Regions from separate parts of the Homo sapiens genome. Here region 2 is linked to region 1. A link is an interaction called in ENCODE POLR2A ChIA-PET data of the cell type or tissue named here. Cell type or tissue: HepG2. All regions are shown on one strand.

Region 1 (5,000 bases):
CAGCTTAGGGAGCATGGGGCCAAATGGAATGGAGGGGAGACAAACACTGCGGAGGGTGTGAAAGATGAGAGGGCGCATTTCTCCAGAGAAGGTGGGAAAGAGCATTCCAGACAGAGGGGACAGCATGGCTATGAAACCACCAGTCTATTTGGGGAAGCTGCTGGCAATTCGATATGGCCAGAGTGAGGGAAGAGGTCATAAGATGAGGCAGGAGAAGCTGGCAGGGGCCAGAGCATGGAGGGTTTCCTTGCTTTGCTAAGAGGCTTAAATCCTTCTCCATCTTCCTCCCCCTGGGGCTGCCATTTGGTTGGTTAATCATCCCCACCACTGTCTCCTGTCCAGGTCTGTGGCTCAGGACATCCCCAAGCTGCAGAAACTAGGCATCACCCATGTGCTGAACGCGGCTGAGGGCAGGTCCTTCATGCACGTCAACACCAATGCCAACTTCTACAAGGACTCCGGCATCACATACCTGGGCATCAAGGCCAACGACACACAGGAGTTCAACCTCAGCGCTTACTTTGAAAGGGCTGCCGACTTCATTGACCAGGCTTTGGCTCAAAAGAATGGTAAGGGACCTCCCACCAGGAAAAGATGGGAGGCAGCTCTGACTGGACTGTCCCTCTGGAAAACAGGCCCACAACAGGTCTCTTCTTAGAAACTCCCTTGTTTCCCATCTTCTGGGGTGAACGACAGAGCTGTAGGTCTCTCTCTGCTCACCTGGCTGGCTGTCAAGTGGCCCCGTGTGTCACAGGATGTGCAACTCATTCACACCATGGCAGCCCCAGGGTCCTCGCGTTTGACTGCACTTTGGCTGGAGGTTGGTTTCCAGTTGCTTACACGTCCCCCATTCAAACAGCTGTAACGATGAGGAAGATGTGTTAATGTGTTAATGTGCATGGCAAGAAGTCCTGAGGTGAAGGAGCATGGGGGCTGGTTGATTAAGGGGCTGCTTGATTCAGCAGCTCCATGGTGGCCTCTGGACCAGGCCCTTTCCCTTTCTCTCTTCTGCCACCTCAGTGTTGGGTGCTCCCGTCATGGTCCCAAGATGGGATCCAGTCACCACATCCAAGCAGGACAAAGTACAGCAGATGAGGCCCTGCAGCCATCTCTTCCCACTCTTTTTTTTCCTCTTCTCTCTCTCCTTTTTTTTTTTTTTTTTTTTTTTTAGATGGAGTTTCACTCTTGTTGCCCAGGCTGAAGAGCAATGGCGCGATCTTGGCTCACCGCAACCTCCACCTCCCAGGTTCAAGCGATTCTCCTGCCTCAGCCTCCCGCCTCAGCCTCCCAAGTAGCTGGGATTACAGGCATGCGCCCCCACGCCTGGCTAATTTTGTATTTTTAGTAGAGATGGGGTTTCACCATGTTGGTCAGGCTGGTCTCCAACTCCTGACCTCAGGTGATCCGCCTCCCTCTGCCTCCCAAAGTGCTGGGATTACAGGCATGAGCCACCGCGCCTGGCCACTCTCTCTCTCTTTTTTAAAGAGACAGGGTCTTGCTATGTTGTCTAGACTGGTCTCCAACTCCTGGGCTCAAGCAGTCCTCTCACCTCAGCCTCCTGAGTAGCTGGGACTACAAGCACGTGCCACCATGCCCAGTCTCTCTCTTTAAGAACAAGTAAAACATTTCCCAGAAATACCCCTCACATCTCATTGGCTAGAGATTCACGTGATTGCCTGGCAAGGAGAAAAGGGGTAGCTGCGGTCAGCTTAGGTTGGCAGTCAGCAAACCACAGCCCCCCTGGCCAAATCTTCCAGCCACTTACGAAACACTTCCTGCAGCCCCCAAATATAAGATAAGACTGAAGGAGAACTACCAAGGCGCTGGCAGTCACCAAGGCATTCCAGCAAGAAACCCTAGAAGGCCACAAAGCAGACATCAGCTGAGCAGGCTGGGCCACTTGCCCTTTCTCCCTTTCTGCTTTTAGCTGTTTCTCTCAGCTCCTCCCTTTACCTCTTCGTCTCTCCCCACCCCAAACCCTCCCAGCGGAGGGGACCCCCATGAGGTGTGAACAGCCTTGGCTGTACTACACTGATGACTCTTGGGCCCAGCAGGCTCACTGTCTGAATGATTTCCAGTAAACAGAATTTTCTAGACCACTGGACAGTGAACGCTCAGGGCTCAGAGAGAAGCTTTACTGTGGAGTATCTGCAGACTTTGCTGACAGGCCCCTCATGGTCCTTCCTGGTCACTGTCACCCCCCAACCCTGCTCACCTCCTCCACTCCAGCTGTACTGAGTTCCTCACCCTGTGTAAACATAGGCTGGGCGAAGGGGAAGGATTTTGTTGTTCTCGTATAATAGCAATTGGTTATTCATTCAGGGAATTTCAAGCTCTCTGACTTTGTTTCCTCTTTCCAAACAACTAGGAACACGCCCTTTTTTTGACCTGTCTCAGTCCAGGTGTGCTGGGTCTTTAGTCTGAAAAGTTCTCTCTGCCTCTCCCTACCCCTTCCTCTGGCAAACTCCACCTTGTCCTTGGCATGGTGTCCTCTCTTCCATGAAGCCTGCCCTCAGGCTGGGTCTACTTTGTTCCTTGTCTGTCTCCTTAGCACCTGATGTAGCATCAGGCACATAGTAGGTACACTGCAAATGATGAATGAGCAAGTGATGAAGAATTCCATGGGCTCTAATGCCAAGTATAAATGCTTCTAAGAATGAGTGGCGAAGTGAGTCAACAGAAACATGCTGGCCTCCAACAGTGTGTGGGGCCCAGGGACCCATCACTGAGAGCTGGGTGGGATGGCTGAGGGTACTCAAGAGGGAGCAGTCACTTCTAGCTGGGAAAACAGCTTCATGGAGGAGGTGGCATCTGGGCTGAGCCTAGAGGAATGGGAGGTTGAACTGGCCCCTTTCCCAGTAGGCTCTGTGTGCACTGGGCATGCAGAGTATGTTCTAGATGGTAAGGTGGCTGCTCTGCAGAGGGTCTCATTCCTAGGGTGGGGCAGGGGAAGCCCCACTCTGAATATTTCGGGCATACAGGCCGGAGGGTGAATGGGCAAGAAAGTGGAGGACTCCTGCTTCCTGATTTGGAAGGCATTGGGAAAATAGAGTGGTGTTTTGGGGGTAGGGTGATAGGAGCAGAAGAGACTCTGTTGGACTCTGGGCTAGCAGATTCCTTGCCAAACAATGGCCTTATAGAGGTGTTAGTAGGTAATAATTCACTCAGCTAGTCAGCAAATATTTATTGAGCACATAGTGTATGCTAGAGATTGTAACGCATCCAAAAATCAATGCCCCACATTTCTTGCCTTTTTTTTTTTTTTTTTTTGAGACGGAGTCTCGCTCTTGTCACCCAGGCTGGAGTACAGTGGCTCAATCTCAGCTCACTGCACCCTCCACCTCCCAGGTTCAAGTGATTCTCCTGCCTCAGCTTTCTGAGTAGCTGGGATTACAGGCATGTGCCACCATGCCCAGCTAATTTTTTGTATTTTTAGTAGAAACGGGGTTTCGCCATGTTGGCCAGGATGGTCTCGAACTCCTGACTTCAGGGGATCCGCCCACCTCGACCTCCCAAAGTGTTGGGATTATAGGTGTGAGCCACCGTGTCCGGCCATTTCTTGCTCTTAAAGAATTCGTCCTCTGGGAGAGAAAAGTCAATCTGCGCATGTCTGGCAATGACACAGGACCAGGGCTGCTGTAGTTGAGGGTGTACTAGGTGCTACCAGAGGATGCCCAGTATTGGGTAACATTTATTGAGTGCACATGGATGCCAGGTGCTAACCTAGAGGATTCATGTGTCCTCTCCTTTAATCTAACCACCTTGTGCAATGGGTACTATTGGCCAGATAAGAAAACTGAGGCACCTTGAGGTTAGGTGGATCATGAGTTAATAACCAGTGTATTGGTCAGGATTCTCTAGAAAAAACAGAACCAATAGAATATACAGTCGGTCCTCCATATCCGTGGGTTCCACATCTGTGGATTCAACTAACCTCAGTCTGAAAAATATTAAAAACAACATAAAAAGATGTTATGTCTGTACTGAACATGTACAGATTTTTTTTCTTGTCATTATTCTCTAGATGATATAATCTAATAAATGTTTACATTGTCTTGGGTATCATAAGTCATCTGGAGATGATTTAAAGTATAGGGGAGGATGTGCTGTGCAGAGGTTATTTGCATATATGATGTCATTTTATAATCAGGGACTTGAGCATCTGTGGATTTGGGTATCGGCAGGAGGTCCTGGAGCCAATCTGCCCTGTGGATATTGAGAGATGGTGTCTATTTATATATATATATATACACACACATACACACACACACACACACACACACACACACATATATATACACGCACACACACACTATATTAAAATAACCCCACCTCTACTAAAAGATACAAAAAAATTAGCTGGGCATGGTGGCATGCGCCTGTAGTCCCAGCTACTCAGGAGGCTGAGGCAGGAGAATTGCTTGAACCCGGGAGGCGGAGGCTGAAGTGAGCCGAGATCGCGCCACTGCACTCCAGCCTGGGCAACAAGAAGGAAACTCCATCTCAAAAAAAAAGAAACAAAACACTACCAGCACCCTGGAAAGCACCCCCAGTCTCTATGCTCCACCACCCCCATCCCCAGCTCCCAGGGCCTCTGCCACGCGGGCTTCTTTTTTTTTTTGAGACAGAGTCTCGCTCTGTCACCCAGGCTGGAGCACAATCTCAGCACAATCTCACCTCACCGCAACCTCTGCCTCCTGGGTTCAAGCAATTCTCTGGCCTCAGCCTCCTGAGTAGCTGGGATTATAGGCTCGCGCCACCACACCCAGCTATTTTTTTGTATCTTTAGTAAAGACGGGATTTCACTATGTTGGCCAGTCTGGTCTCGAACTCCTGACCTTGTGATCCAGTTGCCTTGGCCTCCCAAAGTGCTGGGATTACAGGCGTGAGCCACTGTGCCCAGCCCCTTGCAGGCTTCTGACAGCACAGATGGTTTTGCCCGCTTTCCTACTCTGTGGGCTCATCCACCTCATATGTGTGTGCTGCCTCCGTGTTGCTTC
Region 2 (5,000 bases), 610 kb before region 1:
CAAGAGTGCCAAGATTAGAGTCTTGGCTCCTCCTCTTCATAGCGTGTACCCTGAGCTACTATTGTGAGAGACACTGTGCCCACCAGCTTCAGGGAGTGGCAATGGGTGGCAATGGCAGATAGCCTTCAAGTGTCAGCCACTTAGGGGATTTCCTCTGCTGAAGAGAGCCAGTTCACTCCAAGTCCCCTCCCAAGATGGCCCACATCCAGTGTCTGATCAATGAGAAGTGGGTGAGTGGGGAGAGTGGAGGCAGGTGTGGGGGAGGCATTTGATAAGGGTCCAGCCCTCTTTCATCAACTCTGACAATTCTTTTTTTCTTCTTCTTCTTTTTTTTTTTTTTTTTTTTTTTTTTTTGAGATGGGGTTTCGCTCTTGTTGCCCAGGCTGGAGTGCAATGGCACAATCACTGGCTCACCGCAACTTCTGCCTCCCGGGTTCAAGCGATTCTCCTGCCACAGCCTCCCGCGTAGCTGGGATTACAGGCATGTGCCACCACACCCGGCTAATTTTGTATTTTTAGTAGAGACGAGGTTTCTCCATGTTGGTCAGGGTGGTCTCGAACTCCCAACTTCAGGTGATCCACCCGCCTTGGCCTCCCAAAGTGCTGGGATTACAGGCTTCAGCCACCATGCCCAGACTTTTTTTCTTCTTTTTTTTTGAGATGGAGTTTCGCTCTCGTTGCCCAGGCTGGAGTGCAATGGGGTGATCTCGGCTCACTGCAACCTCTGCCTCCTGGGTTCAAACGATTCTCCTGTCTCAGCCTCCCGAGTAGCTGGGATTACAGGTGCATGCCACCATGCCCGGCTAATTTTTGTATTTTTAGTAGAGACAGGGTTTCACTATGTTGGCCAGGCTGGTCTCAAACTCCTGACCTCAGGTGATCAGCCTGCCTCGGCCTCCCAAAGTACTGGGATTACAGGCGTGAGCCACCACACCCGGCCAACTCTGACAATTTTGAAGGGTCATTCTAGTTCCAAAGCTCGTGGGGTGTTGGCGAATGCTGTCATTGGGCCTGAATCAGCTCAACTCCTTCCTGTGCCCACTCCTGCTGATTTCCCCTCCTATAAGTAGTGATCCCATTGGCACTACTTAAACATCCTGCAGGCTAAAAAAATATTATGGGCCAGACACAGAGGCTCACGCCTGTAATCCCTTGGCCTCCCAAAGTGCTGGGATTACAGGTGTGAGCCACCATGCCCAGCCTATAAAAAAATTTTTTTTAATTAGCCAGGCATGGTGTTGCACACCCGCAGTCCCAGCTACTAGGGTGGCTGAGGGGAGAGGATTGCTTGAGCCCTGGAGATCAAGGCTACAGTGAGCTGTGATCATGCTGCTGCACTCCAGCTGGGCAACAGAATGAGACCCTGTCTCAAAACAACAAAATTATTTTTTAAAATTATAGCATTGTTTCAAGAGCGTTTGTTATGTATTTGGCTGGGACCATGCTAACCGTTACTCGTATTTATTACATTTACTCCTGACAGCATTGACTGGTTGTGAAAACCAGTCATTGGTTATGAAATTGGTATTCCTATTTCACATATGGCAGAATTGTGATTTAAACCTAGATCTGCTAGGGTCCTCCTATCAGCACACACACTCCAGCCCCACTTTAGAGGTACCCGCTACCTTCCCTCATTAAAACCAGCTCTCAAGAGGGGATCTGGTAACAGTCTAGGCAGGCATTCCAGGGAGCATGTGAACCGCTGGTTCTTGTTGCGGGTGGAAGGATGGAGGTGTTGTACAGAGTTTAGGTCTTTTTCAGCAAAGATCTCAAACCCCTGGTGTTCAAATCAAACCAAATGGTTATAGTCCCAGCTCTACTCTCAACTCACTGGGTTACTTTAGCCACGTGATTGCCCTCGCTGAGAGTCGGTTTCACTGTCCATAAGATGAAGAAGTACATCACGGTGGTCTGTGAGGTGTCATTGAGGAAAGATGGTCCAGTGCCCCCATGCCACATGGCCTTCCGGGCAGTGCTCCCAGCGCCGGCGCCAGGGCCTGGGATACGCTGGAATCTGCGCGGCGCTCACCCAGCTTTCCTATGCAGAGTGGCCATCGTGGTGGGCGCCCCGCGGACCCTGGGCCCCAGCCAGGAGGAGACGGGCGGCGTGTTCCTGTGCCCCTGGAGGGCCGAGGGCGGCCAGTGCCCCTCGCTGCTCTTTGACCTCCGTGAGTCCCAGGCAAGGAGAGCAAGGTTGGGGTCAGAGGGACGTGGACTGCCGGGCTTCAGCGCCCCACCCCTTCTTGTGCCTTCCAGGTGATGAGACCCGAAATGTAGGCTCCCAAACTTTACAAACCTTCAAGGCCCGCCAAGGACTGGGGGCGTCGGTCGTCAGCTGGAGCGACGTCATTGTGGTGGGCCCCGCGGTACAGGGCACAGGGAACAATCGGGGGCAGGGACACCTGGGGCCAGGAGGAGCCCAAGTCTCGCGCCCGTCCCCACTCCTGTGGCCTTTCTCCAGGCCTGCGCCCCCTGGCAGCACTGGAACGTCCTAGAAAAGACTGAGGAGGCTGAGAAGACGCCCGTAGGTAGCTGCTTTTTGGCTCAGCCAGAGAGCGGCCGCCGCGCCGAGTACTCCCCCTGTCGCGGGAACACCCTGAGCCGCATTTACGTGGAAAATGATTTTAGTAAGCGCCAGCTACGACCTGGCCCCGCCCACTCGCGACGGCTTGGCCCCGCCCCCATCGGATCCCGCCCCCAGCGCCGCAGCCCTTGCTTTGGATCTGGCCTCGCCCCAGGGCCCCGCCGACTCAAGGCCCCGCCCCTGTCCCCCAGCCCTCCTCCGGGCTCGCGCGCGCCTCCCTTCACCCCTGCGCTGACCCCTCCTCCTTGTCTCCTGCAGGCTGGGACAAGCGTTACTGTGAAGCGGGCTTCAGCTCCGTGGTCACTCAGGCGAGTAGGGAGCAAAAGCGCAGTGGGGGCGGCTCCCAAACAGGGCCCCCTCTCACCCTCAGGACTTCCCTTCCAGGCCGGAGAGCTGGTGCTTGGGGCTCCTGGCGGCTATTATTTCTTAGGTACGTGCCCATCCGTACACCTCCCTCCCTTCTCGCGGCCCAAGGAGACCGCTTTGGGCTTCACACCCGCTGTCCCTCCCGCCCTAGGTCTCCTGGCCCAGGCTCCAGTTGCGGATATTTTCTCGAGTTACCGCCCAGGCATCCTTTTGTGGCACGTGTCCTCCCAGAGCCTCTCCTTTGACTCCAGCAACCCAGAGTACTTCGACGGCTACTGGGGTAACACCGCCATTCCAGACTTCCAGCACCCCGAGGGTCACCGCCCACCGCAGACGGTCAGGTCCTGCCCCTGTGGGAGCCTCCATGGCCACCCCTGCCGGCCAACCCACCGCCTAAGCCGCTCCCGCCCTCCGCTCCTGCGGCTTCCCCGCAGACCGCCCACCTCCCATGCGCCCACCGCTCCCTTCCACTGCGGACTCGTAGCGCAGCCTGGGGCAGGGCTTGGCCCCTCGAAGGCCTCCGTTTTTCCATCTGCACAATGCAGGGCTGGGGCTGAGTGGCCTTAATCTCCTCCTTCTTTGCCCTCCGTCCCCTCTGTGCTTCCTCCCCTGGAAAAGACTAATTTGCGCCCTTGTCCTCAGGGTACTCGGTGGCCGTGGGCGAGTTCGACGGGGATCTCAACACTACAGGCAAGAAATCCACTTAGGGCGGGAGTTGGGTAGCCCAGCCCGGGGAGGAGCGCCTTCCTGAAATCTCCCCTATGTAGGGAAATCTTCCTGCACACACATTTTTCCCTGGGTGCAGAACGGGGAGCGGGAAGTGGGTAGGTTCTAAGGCTCTCATTCCCTGAGCCTGGCTCTCCCTATCGCCAGAATATGTCGTCGGTGCCCCCACTTGGAGCTGGACCCTGGGAGCGGTAAGTGCCCCCACCACTGGGCCTCCCGAAGCCCCTTATCCCAGTTCTCAGGCTGACAACTCCTGAGCGCCCCCCACCCCCGCCCCGCCTCCACCAAACCACCCTTTCTCACCTGGAGTGGGAGGTTGCTTTGGGTACAAGAATGATGCTCTCGCCTGCGCTGTCCGTGCAGGTGGAAATTTTGGATTCCTACTACCAGAGGCTGCATCGGCTGCGCGGAGAGCAGGTGGGGGCCAGGTCCCAGTGGGCGTGGCTGGGTGGAGGGGGAACTGAGACTTCAGAATATTTCATGGGAGGTGAGGGCCCATTTCTTAAAGAGGATGCTTGTCCAGCGGCGTGAATGATGGTGCTCCTCATCTTGCAGATGGCGTCGTATTTTGGGCATTCAGTGGCTGTCACTGACGTCAACGGGGATGGGTGAGGAGGGACATGCCCCACCCCTACCCAGTTGGGTCCCAAATTACCAGAGCTGCCCTCTGTCTCCCTTTCCTAGCCCTAGTCTCACGTATCCACTGGAGGAACAGGAGAGCAAGGGTCGAGGAGATTTGGCCCTAGCCCCAATATACCCCTGGTCCAGTCCCATGTAACCACTCATCTGGCCCACAGGAGGCATGATCTGCTGGTGGGCGCTCCACTGTATATGGAGAGCCGGGCAGACCGAAAACTGGCCGAAGTGGGGCGTGTGTATTTGTTCCTGCAGCCGCGAGGCCCCCACGCGCTGGGTGCCCCCAGCCTCCTGCTGACTGGCACACAGCTCTATGGGCGATTCGGCTCTGCCATCGCACCCCTGGGCGACCTCGACCGGGATGGCTACAATGGTGAGGGAAGAGAGGAGCCCTACTTGCTGCAGAGGGGTTAACAGCCACTCAAAAAGCATGGAGTTGGCCTGAGGGCAGCCAGAACCAGGATGGGTTTTAAGCATATAAGTATGTGGCTTAGACACATGGGGTGCTGAGTGGAGAGCAGATGGGAGAGTTGAAGACTAATTAGGAAGTGTTTGCCTTAATCCAAGCAAGAGACAATGACCACCTGGATGTGGATTTTGGCAGTGGAGTTAGAGATGGGAGTGACTTCACAGATATTTAGGACTCGGATTATTAGGACTTGGTGGGAGACTGGATGTGGGGCCA

The links. Peaks named below come from ENCODE experiments on the same cell type or tissue, not always from the same donor. Only the 100,000 strongest peaks of a DNase experiment are listed, where the experiment ranks them.
Region 2: POLR2A ChIA-PET joins it to region 1 with 5 read pairs; 2 of 35 experiments call an interaction of 5 or more read pairs at or near these places.

The regions. Positions count from the first base shown.
Region 1 is chr17:43,770,281-43,775,280 of GRCh38, reverse strand. DUSP3 (dual specificity phosphatase 3) reads left to right here. Exons shown (of 3, transcript NM_004090.4): 2 at 343-569. Among named protein-coding and RNA genes, the nearest start is that of DUSP3, 6.2 kb to the left of the region's middle. In HepG2, no CTCF peak of the experiment used is centred here; a DNase peak (open chromatin) is centred at 3,120.
Region 2 is chr17:44,383,181-44,388,180 of GRCh38, reverse strand. It overlaps ITGA2B (integrin subunit alpha 2b), which reads left to right. Exons shown (of 30, transcript NM_000419.5): 2 at 2,050-2,171; 3 at 2,260-2,357; 4 at 2,465-2,630; 5 at 2,846-2,895; 6 at 2,972-3,017; 7 at 3,105-3,233; 8 at 3,596-3,643; 9 at 3,827-3,870; 10 at 4,043-4,096; 11 at 4,235-4,287; 12 at 4,477-4,688. Among named protein-coding and RNA genes, the nearest start is that of ITGA2B, 4.0 kb to the left of the region's middle. RefSeq lists an enhancer at 2,332-2,471. In HepG2, a CTCF peak has its summit at 2,527; a DNase peak (open chromatin) is centred at 2,780; H3K4me3 peaks cover 1,362 bases; H3K27me3 peaks cover 3,170 bases.